Linked DNA regions of Homo sapiens: regions 2 and 3 are each linked to region 1. A link is a loop called in an ENCODE intact Hi-C map of the cell type or tissue named here. Cell type or tissue: B cell. All regions are shown on one strand. Region 1 has its middle 34 kb from the start of TMEM50B. Region 2 overlaps SYNJ1 (synaptojanin 1). Region 3 overlaps LOC105377136 (a long non-coding RNA gene).

Evidence for each region. Peaks named below come from ENCODE experiments on the same cell type or tissue, not always from the same donor. Only the 100,000 strongest peaks of a DNase experiment are listed, where the experiment ranks them.
Region 2: it touches region 1 in a loop (7-fold over the local background); 3 of 110 quality-filtered maps call a loop at or near these places.
Region 3: it touches region 1 in a loop (29-fold over the local background); 4 of 110 quality-filtered maps call a loop at or near these places.

Annotation. Positions count from the first base shown.
Region 1 is chr21:33,443,312-33,448,311 of GRCh38, reverse strand. It overlaps a transcript of TMEM50B not described here. Among named protein-coding and RNA genes, the nearest start is that of TMEM50B, 34 kb to the left of the region's middle. In B cell, CTCF peaks have their summits at 2,657 and 2,858 (motif pointing right); a DNase peak (open chromatin) is centred at 2,871; H3K27ac peaks cover 1,830 bases.
Region 2 is chr21:32,651,237-32,656,236 of GRCh38, reverse strand. SYNJ1 (synaptojanin 1) reads left to right here. Exons shown (of 33, transcript NM_203446.3): 22 at 2,871-2,949. Among named protein-coding and RNA genes, the nearest start is that of CFAP298-TCP10L, 41 kb to the right of the region's middle. In B cell, CTCF peaks have their summits at 2,520 and 2,727 (motif pointing left); a DNase peak (open chromatin) is centred at 2,696.
Region 3 is chr21:32,919,373-32,924,372 of GRCh38, reverse strand. The region is part of intron 4 of LOC105377136 (a long non-coding RNA gene); the gene reads right to left. Among named protein-coding and RNA genes, the nearest start is that of LINC01690, 37 kb to the left of the region's middle. RefSeq lists an enhancer at 4,566-5,000. In B cell, CTCF peaks have their summits at 2,340 and 2,545 (motif pointing left); a DNase peak (open chromatin) is centred at 2,502.

The DNA of each region.
Region 1 (5,000 bases):
TTAAAAAAAGAGATAATGTGGTCAGGCGTGGGGGCTCACGCCTGTAATCCCAGCACTTTGGGAGGCCGAGGCGGGCAGATCATGAGGTCAGGAGTTCGAGACCAGCCTGGCCAACATACTGAAACCCGGTCTGTACTAAAAATACAACAAATTAGCCAGGCGTGGTGGTGCACCCCTGTAATCCCAGCTACTCGGGAGGCTGAGGCAGGGAGAATTGCTTGAACCCGGGAGGCAGAGGTTGCAGTGAGCCAAGATCGTGCAACTGCACTCCAGCTTGGGTGACAAAGCGAGACTCCGTCTAGAAAATAAAAAATAAATAAAAACATAAAAGAGATAATGTTAGTATCCACTCTTAGAAATATTATGAGTTAGGGCAGAATCTTTGGTAATCATCTACAAATGCATGTGATTCCCTTACTAAGGTTCTCAAGCTGTCACATAGATTCAGTGGTCATTGAATCTGAGTGTTTTTTGTGTGTGGACCAATATTATCAGAGTATTCCATTTTATTGCTCTAAGATCCTTGTATTCCTTGTGCTGTTGCCACTGAGTAAAAACCCAGAGGCTGTATTTTTCCAGTATATATATATATGTGTGTGTGTGTGTGTGTGTGTGTGTGTGTGTGTGTGTATTTCTATACACAAGACGTTGACTTGACATTGATTTGCATCAACATAATGAAATTGGAAGACTGAAAGATTGATGATATCAAACCATATAATTTGGCCCCTTGAGCAAGAGCCCCCAGAGGGTTTGACATGGGTGCATTGAACTCATGATCTCTACATTTTTCCCCAGTGGAAGGGTTTTCAGTCACAACATCAACTCAGGAGTCTTTGTTTTCATTGTTCTTTTTTATGGAGTCCTTTTTACAGTGTCTTACTCTTGCCCAGGCTGGAACGCCGTGGTGTGATTATAGCTCACTACTGCCTTGAACTCCTTGGCTCAAGCAGTCCTCCCCTCAGTCTACTATAGGTGTGCACCACCACACTCAGCTCTCCTTTTTAGATTTAGTTGCACCTTTCCCAAGTTGCTTTTAGAACACTGGTGGCCCTGAAGGTGTACCTGAGAAAAGGTGTGTGTGTCAAAGAAGCTTGGGAAACCCTGGGCTGAACTAGGTCTAAACATGTTTTTTCTTTCTTTATTTCTTGATTTTTTTTTTTTTTTTCAGATGGAGTTTTGCTCTTGTCACCCAGGCTGGAGTGTAGTGGTGCAATCTCAGCTCACTGCAACCTCTGTCTCCCAGGTTCAAATGGTTCTCGTGCCTCAGCCTCCCGAGTAGCTGGGGTTACAGGTGGGTACCATCCTACCCGGCTAATTTTTGTATTTTTAGTAGAGACATGGTTTCACCATATTGGCCAAGCTGGTCTCAAATTCCTGACCCCAGGTGATCCACCCGCCTCGGCCTCCCAAAGTGTTGGGATTACAGGCGTGAGCACTGCGCCCCGCCTTCTTGCTTAGTCTTTTTTAGAGAGGGGTCTTGCTATGTTGCCCAGGCTGGTCTTGAATTCCTGAGCTCAAGTGATCCTCCTGCCTCAGCCTCCTGAGTAGCTGGGACTAGAGGTGCAAATCACCACACTAGGCTCCAAAACACCTTTTTAAAATTCTGTAAAGTTCTTTTCTTTCTTAGAGGTTTTTTTTTTTTTTTTTTTTTTTGTGTGTGTGTGTGTGTGTGTATTGTATGTCTTTAGGAGGAGGGTGTCAATTATATGGTGTTTTCTATTACTGAGACTTGGAAATTTATCTCCTGGAACATGTTGAAAAATGTAATTTGGGGCCAGGCACAGCGGCTCTCGCCTGTACTCCCAGTACTTTGGGAGTCCGAGGCGGGCAGATTACTTGAGGTCAGGAGTTCGAGATCAGCCTGGCCAACATAGTGAAACCCATCTCTACTAAAAATACAAAAAATTAGCCAAGTATGGTGGTACATGCCTGTAATCCCAGCTACTTGGGATGCTGAGGCAGGAGAATTGCTTGAGCCCAGGAGGCAGAGGCTGCAGTGAGCTCAGATCAAGCCACTGTACTCCAGTGTGGGCAACAGAGCAAGACTGTCTCAAAAAAAAATAAAAAATAAAAAATAAAAAAAATAAAAGAAAAATGTAATTTGGGGAAAGTGCTGCTATGGTGGCTTTAGAATAGATAGAACACAGGGAATTAACAAAAGGAGAGGAAAATGTTTAGGTGTGGGCATGGCTGGCTTTGGGAAAAGCCTGTGGCCAGCCTGATTATGGGGAATAAAAATGGTGGCAGGAGGGCACAGTAGGAAGAATTCTTCCAATTGCGTTGTTACTAGACAGTTGTGGTTTGGGCGCTGGGATTCTCGGAGGCCTATGGATTTAAGTTTAGGTTGGTTTACTTCTCCCTTATTCCCTTATTCTGGCACTGCCATTTATTAGCTATTTGACTGCAAGACTGTTTCCCTGTCTGTAAGTATGTTTGAGAATTAATCTGAGGAAATGCTTAACAAAGTTCCTGGAAATAATAAGTGATTCACACAAGTAGGCTTTTTTTTTCCTTTTTTTTTTGAGACAGAGTCTCACTCTGTCATCCAGGCTGGAGTGCAGTGGCTCACTGCAGCCTCAGCCTCCTGGGTTCAAGCCATTCTCGTGCCTTGGCCTCCCAAGTAACTGGGATTGTAGGCACATGCCACCACGCCTGGCTAATTGTTTTTGTATTTTTAGTAGAGATGGGGTTTTGCCATGTTGGCCAGGCTGGTCTCGAACTTCTAACCTCAAGCGATCCGCCAGCCTTGGCCTCCCAAAGTGCAGGGAATTACAGGCGCCGTGCCCGGCATTTCTTATGATGACTTTTGAAGGGATGTTTCCTTTCTCATCTGATGACTTTTTAGCTTTTTGCCACAAGGTGGCATGCCATGCTAAGAAAAACAAGACTTCCAAGTTTAGAGCCTGCCAGAGCATTTTTTTGTAGCACTTTTATCACAGCTTAAGTAATTTTACTTAGGGTTTTGGATAGCAGTAAATGCCTCTTCAATTCTTTCAGCTGTGGCAGATAGGATATTTTAAATTTCTTTGAGTAAGTATGGCAGGACAGGCTGCCTAGACCCTCATGGATTATGCCAGTGTAGAGAGTGCTGGGTCTTTGATTTGGGGAGCATGTTGACCTCTTCCCCACCCCAGAGGTCTAGACATAAAACCAGAGAGCTCTCCAAAAAGGATGTAAATTGTGCTCTTTTCCAGCAGCAGTTTCTGGTTTTTTTTTTTTTTTTTTGAGACTGGGTCTCACTCTGTCACCCTCCACCTCCCAGGCTCAAGCGATCCTCCCACCTCAGCCTTCCAAGTAGCTCAGGTGCATGCCACTACATCCTGGCTAATTGTTAATGTTTTGTAGAGATGGGGTTTCACCATGTTACCCAGGCTGGTCTCGAACTCCTGGGCTCAAAGGATCTGCCTACCTCAGCCTCCTAAAGTGCTGGGATTACAGGTATGAACCACTGCACCCAGCCAGCAGTTTCTTTTGTTTCTTTTTCTTTCTTTTTTTTTTTTTTTTTGTAAAGAGATGGAGTCTCACTATTTTACCCAGGCTGGAGTACAGTGGCTTTCACAGGCATGAACATTGCACACTTCGACCTGGAACTCTTGAGCTCAAGTGACCCTCCAGCCTCAGCCTCCCGAGTAGCTGGGACTATAGTACAGGTCTGTGCTCCAACAGTTTCTACTCCTGGTGCCAAAAACATTATTCAGTGTGATCAGTGTACTTCCCTCCCACCATGGAAGTTGTGAGTTTAGAAATTAACCTTTTTTTTTTTTGAGACAGGGTCTGGCTCTGTCACCCAGGCTGGAGTGCAGTGGTGTGAGCTCGGCTCACTGCAACCTCTGCCTCCTAGGCTCAAGAGATCCTCTCTCCTCAGTCTCCTGAGTAGCTTGGACTACAGACGCACGCCACCATGCCTGGCTAATTGTATTTTTTGTAGAGACACGGTTTCACCATGTTGCCCAGATTGGTCTGGAGCTCCTGAGCTCAAGCGGTCTGCTCACCTCAACTTCCCAAAGTGCTAGGATTACAGGCGTGAGCCACTGCGCCCAGCCTGAGATTAACTTTTTATGTTGAAATTACATCAGACTTACCAGGAGAGTTATAAAAATAGCACAAAGAGGCCAGGCATGGTGCTCACGCCTATATCTCAGTGCTTTGGGAGGCCAAGGTGGGCGGATCACCGGAGGTCAGGAGTTCAAGACCAGCTTGGCCAACATGGTGAAATCCCATCTCTACTAAAAATACAAAAATTAGCCAGGCGTAGTGGCAGGTGCCTATAATCCCAGCTACTTGGGAGGCTGAGGCAGGAGAATCGCTTGAACCCAGGAGGCGGAAGTTGCAGTGAGCCAAGACCCCGCCATTGCACTCCAGCCTGGGCGACAGAGCGAAACTCTGTAAAAAAACAAACAAACAAACAAAAAAAAACCACAAAGAATTCCTGTATAACCTTTCAGATTCCCAGAAGTTAACATTTTACTACATTTGCTTTGGTCTGTTATTTTAAATGTTTGGCAGCATGCTGCAGATGTGACGCCTGTTTACTTACCCTTGAATCCTGTGTATATTTCCCCCCAAACATCACTGCGATACGATGCCAAAGTCAGAAAATTAACATTGATACAGTACTTTGTGCCTTATTCAAATTCTTCAGATTACCCCTGTAATGTACTTTATAGTAAAGAAAAATACTATTTTTCTGTGGCAGGATCCTGCCCATGGTCACACGTTGCATTTAGTCGTCATATCCCTGCAGTGTCTCTAATATTTGGAATGGTTCTTCAGTCTTTGTCTTCTGTGACTAGGCATTTGGAACTTGAGTGGCTTACGTATCAGGACTACTAGCAGTTGCTGTGTGCCTTTGTGTTCTGTTTAGGTCAACAGCACCTGTGGGGTTGTGCGGTGCACAGCCTACAGGAATGTACCCACAGCCCCGACTACTGGTGCTCCACTATTTTAGTAGTTAGCATGGGGCTGGCCACTTGAGAAGTGTCTGGATCTGGAGGACA
Region 2 (5,000 bases), 790 kb after region 1:
TGGTCTCAAACCCCTGGCCTTAAGCGATCTGCCCAGCTCAGCCCCACAAAGTGCTGGGATTACAGGCGTGAGCCACCATACCCAGCTAAACAGTGAAACTTTATGTGAACAATTGAAAACAAAAATAGGTGCAAGTTCAGATATGAACTCTCACGATTCCTATACAATAGAACATGTAACAAAACCCTATAACAAAATGAAGCTGTGATTGCTATTTTTTTTTAAGGAGAGATAAGAATGACTCCCTCCCTGCCTCAGTTAAAGAAATTTGAGTAATTTTAAGTATGTTTAATTTCTAACAGAGATGTGATGACTAGTCAAGAGTCATTCCTTCTAGTCTTGGTTTCCCTCATTGATCTAGCCATCTGCCTTTTGCAGAACCAGATGCCTGTTTCCTTGTTTTAAAAATGTTCTCTTCCAACTATACAGCAGTTTTGAGAGACTGAATGATGTGCATGTGTGCATGTGTTTGGATTTCATAGGGAAAGAGGTACCATTAAATCCCTTTAAATACCATTCATTTGCTTAGTTAGGTATGTTTGATAGATATTTGGTGGGCAGATCTCTATACTAGTTGCTGTAGAAGAGCAGAGGAGAAATGGAAGATACAACTCCTGCTTGTAATCTAGTAGGGAAAGTCAGCATGTGTGTAATGACACCCCCAGATCCTAAAGGGCGTAGTCCACAGAATTAAGATGGTATGGCTTCTACAGAGTGAAAATCAAAGACACCTCAAGTCCTTTCAGAGAGTAAATGAACAAATGGAGAAGAAATTGTGTTTAGACTTTCCTCAAATCTTTTGACAAAGGTCTATCCCAAAGCTTTCAAATTAAACAAAACAAAACATTTCAAAAATCTTAAGGTTCTTGAAAGTACACAGTGAAATCTGCAAGTGTACAGATGACAGTATACTTTGCCAAGTACAGAAATGCCAAACCACCAGAAGCATCATGTAGACTGTGTGAGTGGGCAGCAGAGTAGCAGATAAATGTCTTCCTGAGCAAATGTAAAATACTGCACTGAGCTACAAAGAATCCAAACTGTATAAGGGATGAAAGACTCTGATACAGGAAAGGGACCTGTCTTTATAACCCAACCTCTAAAGAACTTGTTAAATTGAAGCCAGAAGGTTTCCCACAAATGTTTGTCATCATTAGGAAAAGTATTGGTAAGAAACTAAGGCATTAACCTAACATTATAAAACCATGGGGTGTCTCCAACCTGGAATATTGGTTGTTAAACCCCAAGATGACTAAGTTGGAAGAGAAAAAGCAAACACTGAAAGTCAACAAGGAGAGGATCTCTATAAGTAGTGAGAAGAAACTGATTATTACCTTTTAGTCTAGATTAAGACAGCCATTAAGGAGTGAGTAAACCCTGTGAACCCCTTTATTTTTAAATAAGAGGTTCCCTGGAAATGTGTATGGGATAAATTTAAATACATATAGATGCTTACATTAATTGAAGGAAGAGTCTAGAAGCTTTTACTGTAGTGAGTGAAAGCAGGAAGAAAATATAGCTTCCAAAAGAACTTACATAAATCAATAGATATAAGAACCAGAATCCCTTGTTAAAGTTAGAAATGTGTAAGGGGCACATTGCTGATTGAGAATAAGGACAAAGATATTAGCCCTAACCCAGGACCACAAAAGTGTTGGTACCTATCAAAGAACAAATAATGTTTGGGGTCTTAGGGGACTGGTGCAGCATAAATGTATGCTTACAGTGGTGATTATAACCTTTGGAGGAGGGATAGTCTCCATTGCCAACAATCTGAAAAAGATACCTTCGTGTAGTTAGGTAAGAATGGTCTCCCTGTGTATTTCAAAGGATAGCATCCTGCAATTTAGTTTTATGCCAAAGAAATTGAGTCAGTTGCCTTGGTCATATCTGTGGGATTGTAGAAATCGGTTCCCTCCAGGCCCTTGATTTTACCAGGGTGAAGTACTTATGCACACTTTTGTTTTGGCCTTTTCCTCTTAATATTCATAATTCATACTTTGGAATCCTAGTTTAAGTAGGGGGTTAGGGGGAGAGTGATACTCTGTGTGTGTGTGTGTGTTTGTGTGTACATGTTTTCCTCTCATTGTGGAAAAATCTGTAAAGATTTCTGAACTTGTGGTTTAACTCGCCAAATTTTCTGTAATAAGACTGATAACATCATAATTTGTTCTTTTTTGAATAATAACTTCATTACATACCTGCGACCCTCTTCAGAACTTCTTCTGTCCTTTTTATTTTTTTTTTCCTCTTGATAGTTTTTTTATTTCAAAAGTAAAAACTTGGAATCCTATCAAAGACCATTGAAGTCCCAAAAGAGTAAATGTTTGTCAATGATGAAAGACAAGGAGCATAACTTATCTAAGGCTTCTTGGGGCCAGTCTGGTTTTGTTTTCTTTCACTGGCAACTCTCATCTTTTTTGATCATAGGAAATTTTCTTCAGGGAAGTCACTGAGACAGTGAAAATACATAGTACTGGGTTGTGGGGTCCGGAGACTTGGATCCCAGCCCTGTAACATATTCTCCTTATAGAGTCACTTTGAACAAGTCACTTAACCTCTGTCCCTTTTTGCCTTGTCAATGAAATGGAGGATTGGATGGGACTGGATTAGCAGTGATCACAAATGGAGGTGCACAGACTCATTTCTTGTGGCTGTTCCATTAACATAGTATTTGAAATTGGAGTTAGAGTGTTTTTAGGGGAAGAGTGCCCTCTCCAGGTCACCACCAGCCCTACCTGCGCTCCCTCCTTTACTTTTTACTTCCTGGCCTCTTGTGGCCCTTGTTAATGATCAATAATCATGGGAGTAGTCACTGAGCTTGTTATGTCTATGGTATTAATTATGGTTTTTTATTGTTTTTCTTAAAGATTTGTAGAAGATAAAATGTGGGTTACATTTTTGGAGGGAAGCTCTGCCTTGAATGTTCTGAGCCTAAATGGTAAAGAGGTAAGGTAGCATTTGTTGATTCTAAACCATTCTGAAATTAAATGTCTGAAGATGGTATGATATTTTTATAGACATGCAGCAAGATTATCTAAATGGGAGGGGAAAAGACCTTATGGTATGTTCGAGGAGTTATTTAATGTTTTTTATTTAGACTGGATTTCTGACTAGCCTAGGCTTATTTTGGCCCCTCCCCAGAGATATTAACTGTTGATATAGACTAAGAAGGAAACATGTTTAGCACCTAATTTGATTTATTACATTTTATGATGCAAAAAGTTTTAAAGTTTTAATTGGGGGTAGTCTGGCTTATCTGTATAGTAGAAAAACATTCTATCAAGTGAAGAAAATGCATTATGTACCAGAAAACAAGGGAGAGAGGTGCTCATTATTCCTAGGAATTTGTTTCATTGGCTTGGCTTACCTAGTTATCTTCTTCAAACATAACTAAATTAATTTCCAGAGATAACAGATCCATCCCATTGAAGTATTTTAGAAATTTTTAACAAATGGAGATATTCCTAACCTGTGATTTGAAAAGTCATTGATGACGGAAACTTACATTGTTGGCCTGGAATAGTTTTACTTCTCTGAAGTGCTTCATCTGTCATTTTTTTCTGAACTCCTTTAGACCCAAATCCTAAATTTCTAAGTATATAGTCAGTGCACAAGATGGATTGTACTCTAGGCCTGATTCCTGCAGCACTGAGCAACTCTGTGAGCACTGTCCTGAGCTGCTTCTTCTGTCACATCAACTTCTTTGGAGAAAAAAAATTCTTTGTATGTATTAGGCTGGGTGCGGTGGCTCACGCCTGTAATCCCAGCACTTTGGGAGGCCGAGACAGGTGGATCACCTGAGGTCAGGAGTTTGAGACCAGCCTGGCCAACATGGCAAAAACCTGTCTCTACTAAAAATACAAGAAGTAGCCAGGCGTGGTGGTGGGCGCCTGTAATCCCAGCTGCTTGGGAGACTGAGGCAGCAGAATCACTTGAACCTGGGTGGCAGAGGTTGCAGCGAGCCGAGATTGCACCAGTGCACTCCAGCCTGGGCAACAGAGCGAGACTCTGTCTCAAAAAAAAAAAAAAAATTCTTTGTGTGTATTGCTTTTGAAATAGGTTTTGTAGAGTTTTGTTTGTTTTCCTAAATGTAATACTAGTATACTCATGTAAAATCATGTATCAGGAAACATGGAAAAGAATTAAAAATAAGACCACTCACATAATGCTACCATTCTGAAGTAATTTCTCTTAACCTTAATATTAGCATATACATATGTAAATACAAATGGGATTTTATATACACACAAACACATTAACACAAATGGGATATGCATATACGCAAACACAAATTGAAACCGTGTTATAAAGCTATTTTCTTACTACCTCTTATGACTGTGTCAGGGACATCTTAAACAAATATGTCATTTTTAATGGCTTCATTAATTTCATTTTGTGAATAAATATATACATTTATTAAACCAAACTCCTATAGACATCTAGATTATTTCCTATTCTTAATTATTAAAGCCAATATTCCAGTGAACCTCTATGTATCTTTTTGAATATTTTTTTGGTCTTCTAAATTTCTTCCTTTTCATTTGGCCCTGGTCTCTACCAAGGGGATAGTCCTAAGGAATTACATCTTAATTGGCCATTATGGTGATAGGTATTTAAGAATGCTTGTTAGTATTTTTTGATGAATATAAAAGAATTTTGTTGACTTTGAAAAGTAATATATGACTTGTAAAGCGTGTTAAGTTCTGAAATTGGATTGATTTTAGTACTCATATCTACTTGGCAAGTAAAGGATTATGAATTCTTAGGATTCTGACTTTAAAGCTCAGTGTGGATGCTAAATTACTAATAAACACAGCTGTGCCACTCAGTTCAGCAACTTTCAACCTCTCCATTATTATGCCTTCAAGGAATTCTAATATCAGTAACACTTTGAGCCAAGGAAGATCTGTACCCACAAAGGTGCCAACTGTCAGCACAGCATATTGATCACAGCTACACAGTTCATTTGCAAATACCAAAAATATTCACATCTTGTT
Region 3 (5,000 bases), 520 kb after region 1:
TAGTACAGTTATTATGGAAAACAGTATGGAGGTTCCTGAAAAAACTAAAAATAGAATTATCATATGATCCAGCAACCCCACTTCTGGGTATATATCCAAAGGAACTGAAGTCAGTATGTTAAAGAGATGTCTGCACTTCCATGTTCACTGCAGCATTCTTCACAATAGCCAAGATATGGAAACAACCAAAGTGCCTGATATAAAAAATATTTTATACACACACACGCACACACAAATGCAATACTACTCAGCCTTAAAAAAAAGAAGGGGACATCTGTCATTTACTACAACATAGATGAACCTGGAGGACATTTGGCTAAGTTCGAGAGAACTGGTTTGGAGCAGAAACACCACATGATCTTATTTATATGTTGAATCTTAAAAAGTCAAATTCATGAAAACAGGGAGAAGAATGGCGATTGTCAGATGCTGGGGCAGGGGAGAAAAGGAGAATGGAGAAAGGGGAGATACTGGTCAAAGGGTACAAAGACAGGAGAAATAGGTTCTGGTTATCTGTTGCATAGCATGGTGACTATAGTTAATATACATTATATTTAAGAATAGGAAACAGAGTAGATTTTAAATGTTCTCACCACAAAGAAATGATAACTATTTGAGGTGATGAATATGTTAATTAGCTTGAACTGATCACTTCACAATGTATACATGTACTGAAACATCACCTTGTAGCTCATAAAATAAATACAATTATCATTTGTCAATTAAAAATAAAATTAGTATCTTATTCTTATTCCATGGATGCAATAGCTTATTCTTAGAATAGTAATGATTAATAATTTTTAAACATTTCTTCTCCCTTCATAGCTTCTATAACTTATGTTAGCTCTGAGTTACTTTCCACCTTTCTCTGGTTCTGCCTTAGAGGCTGTTCTCAAATACCAAATGGTCTTTAACTATCTCCCCGTATTGAATAATGGGTCACTAACAGCTGATGGTAAGCTCTGTGCATTTACATGGGGCTTGTCTGGGCTTCAGCACAGTGACCTGCTTGGGCCGTTTCCCTGGGGAATCTTGGATGGCAGTATGTATGACTCTTTCCTCTCATACTATTGGAAGAGCTGCAGTGAAGGCTTCACGGCTCTCCCATGGAAGCTATAGTCCTTATTACCATTATTCTGGAAACATGATCAGGAAAATGACCAGTGATCTCAACGTTTGGAATGCGAACATTTCTCTCGCCTGACATCGAAGAATAAGCGAGGAAGGCTGGAGATCTAACTACTTCTTAAAAGGACCTGAAGGATGTTTAATCTGTCCTTCTGCTTGTAGATCCACCTTGATTCCCACTTCCATAGGTCTCTGGTGTCACCAGTTTATGAGCAACTGGGTTGACTTTAGCTTGCCCCACTGGCTGCTTATGGTTCCGCTTTCTCAGCCCTGTTGCATCAGTTACTGTATTAGTCCAGGTTCTCCAGAGGTCAGAACCAATAGGATGCATGTATATATAAAAGGGAGTTTATTAGGGAGAATTGGCTCACATGATTACAAGGCAAAGTCCCACAATAGGCCATCTGCAAGCTGGGGAAAGTGAGAAGCTGGTAGTGGCTCACTTCAAGTCCGAAAACCTCAAAGCCAGGGAAGCCAACATTGCAACCTTTAAGCCAAAGGCCTGAGAACCCTCAGGGAAACTGTTGATGCAAGTCCCAGAGTCCAAAGGCCAAAGAACCTGGAGTCTGATATCCAAGGGCAGGAGGAGCAGAAGCAAGTGTCTGGCATGGGAAGAAGAAGGAGGGCCAGAAGCTTCAGCAAGCCAGCTCATTGCACCTTCTCCTTCTGCGTCTGCTCTGCTCTAGCCTTGCTGGCAGCTGATTGGATGGTGCCCACCCACATAAAGGGTGGGTTTTCCTCTCCCAGCCCACCAACTTCAATGTCAATTTCCTCTGGCAATACCCTCACAGACACATCCAGAAACAATACCTTACCAGCCACCCTCAATCCCATCAAGTTGACACCTAATATTCACCATCACAGTTACCAAACTTACATTTGCTTTCCAAACTTTCAGATTTTATTGCTATTATCATTGCTTCTGTTCTCTTCATTCCGTAGGTTTATATGTCTTCCAAAATACCTCCCCTGTTGTTGCTTTAGTGGGGTTTCAGGAGGGACTGGAGGCTAACCCCTGCATTCAACTCGCCATCCTTGAGTGGAAATCCCCACTCATCTCCTCTCAATGGCCTTGGCTTTGGGACTCTTCCTTTCCTATCTTTATCATAAAAATGATCGCATAAACAAAACCAAAGCCAAAGACTTCTCCAGTGCCCATGACCATTTTATTAACTTTGCTTTAATGTGGGAAGAGAAATCTATTTCCTCATTTCTTCACTTGTTGTGGAGCATCTAACAGGAGCAATGAAGGGAAGAAGACTTCAGAGCAAATTCCAAAGAAGGACCGAAGCGATTCTTCCCAATCCTTGGAAAACAACCCTAGCCAGATAGATCTTGATAAGCCCAGTGAACAACCTCATGGTGCGTGCGCTGCCCCCTGGTGGGCAGGCTGGTGCTGCTTTTAGGGTTCTCAGCTCTCCAAGATGGTCCAGGGAAGACCAAACATTGCCAGAAGAGGAGAGATTTGAACTCAGACTAGAAGAGAAGAGGAGAAAAGACGTTCTATATCTAAAATTCTTTTTCATTTTTTACCTATCAGTGTGTCTATGCCAGCATCAATCAATACACCCACTGTGTGTGGCCTATGAAGATAGTGAGATGTTGGTCAAAGGGATATAGCATTACTGAAGGAACAGCTATTTCTCTGGCTTCTAGGATGTTGCTACCCTTGCACAGAAGGAAAGTGCCCTTTGTAAGGAAGAAGACATGTCATTCCACATAAATCGCACCACCAGTCATGTCATCTGCACTACCATTTTATTAACCATTTTACAGCTGCACTATCCAATATGGTGGCCACTAATCACATGTGACTATTTAAATTCCAATGGATTAAAATGAGGAATTCAGCTTCTCAGTCACTCTAGCCACATCTCAAGTGCTCAACAGCCATATGTGGCTACCACACTGGACAATGCAGGTAAAGAACATTCCTGTCATTCCAGCAAGTTCTACTGGACAGTGCTGCTCTAGAGCCCTTGAAGGTGCCTGGAAGTTTCTGTGATTCTCACAGACAGACTTAAGCACACCCTTATCTGTGTTCCTACAAGTCTCTGTTCCCACCTTGGCCACAACATTCATCACAGTCTGACTTGAAATGGAGTTAGTCAAATAATATGCCTGTCTCTTCTCTTTGACCATAAACTCACGAGGGCTGGGACCAAGAAACCATTATTTGCCATTATTCTTAGCAGAGCCTGGCAAAGAGAGGTCCTTGAAGAAATATTAGTTGAAGGAATGACTCGATTATAAACTCCCTGAGGGCAGGTCCAGAATATTCTGATTTTTGTATTCCCCACAGTTCCTCAAGCAAAGAGGGAACCTCAGTAAATATCTGTCGAGTGATGGCATGCTGTCACATCCATCAGCCTGAAGACAGACCTTAGAGTCACTGAGATAAAAAGCCAGATTGCTGTGGCCTCTGCACTCACCAAATGTCTCTTGCCTCTGCCCCTGCACATCTGTCTCCTCTGGCTTTGCACCCCCCAGCTTGCCTCCATGTAGCAGGTCTGATCACAGGTAGCTCCCATCCCACTGTCCACATACACCCAGACGCATGCAGGCCCCATGCTCATGCCTGCCTTTGTCGCTTGGACCTCCTCCTGCCCTTCCATCCTACTCACTCTGCAAGGTCGGCAGAAGCTCCGCCCTCTCCCTGCGTCTGCTCCACCCACTCAGGCCCAGCTGATTTCAGGGAATTGGCCTGGAGCCCTTACAAATCCCCAATGTCTCCCTTTTTTAAATTCTTCTTATAATTCTAGGTAACACACTATACTGTGTTCTTGAATTCTTCGTGACTATTTTCAGCCACTAGTTTTTCTTTTCAACCAGATGGCAAATTCCATGAGGATTTTACTCTTATTTTGTGCTGAAGTCCTTTCTAGAATGGAAAAGGCAAGGCGAAATCCCAGTCCAATCACATTTTATAAATAAAGAGCTGAGTGCAGTGGCTCACGCCTGTAATCCCAACACTGTGGGAGGCAGAGGCAGGAGGATCACATGAGCCCAAAAGTTCAAGACCAGCCTGGGCAACATAGCGAGACCCCATCTCTACAAAAAAAATTCTGAAAATTAACCAGCCATGGCAGCACATGCCTGTGGTCCCAGCTACACCAGTGGCTGAGGCCAAAGGATCACATGAGCCCAGGAGTTTGAAGTTACAGTGAGCCATGATCACACCACAGCACTCCTGCCTGGGCAACAGAGAGAGACTCTGTCTCTAAAAATAAAATAAATATGAATAAGGAAACAGAGCCAGGGATTAAGGGGACCTGCTCAGGGTCACTCAGGTGAGAGCCTTATCTGCCTCACTCATAGATTTGGACCATAGATTTGTGCAGAGAAAGTTCAACCAATATGGAAAGAACCATGCTTCCGAGGGACTCTGCGTCAGCTCCTTAAGCCCAACTGCACTGGTTTCCTGCCTGCCTTCAGCTCACCAGCTTAGCTAGAGGAGCAGCATCTACCTTAGGCCTAGAAGAAAGTCTACATGCAGAGGAGGTGTCAGCTGTTAACTTGACAAAAGATAAGAGCCGAGGTCGTGATCTCCTAATGGCCAGCCAGCCTATTAGTTTAGCAATATATGTCTCCAATGTCAGAGCCATGCCTGGCGGAGGTTTGATTTTTTATTATTCAGGAAGCGCCTTACTTGAAAATGAGAGAAACCTCTAGCAGCTGCTGGAAGTCCCTTCTCTTAAAATAATGACAAGCAGAATCTTCACCTAAGAAATTTGGCTACACGCTCCTTCCGTTCCACTGTGCCCTTCTACTGCCTGGGTACCAGAGCAGAGAAATGGTTCAAACCTGTGGGCTTATAAAAAGAGGATGCCAATCAAATGTAAATAATGATCCCATTAAATAATGATTTTCAT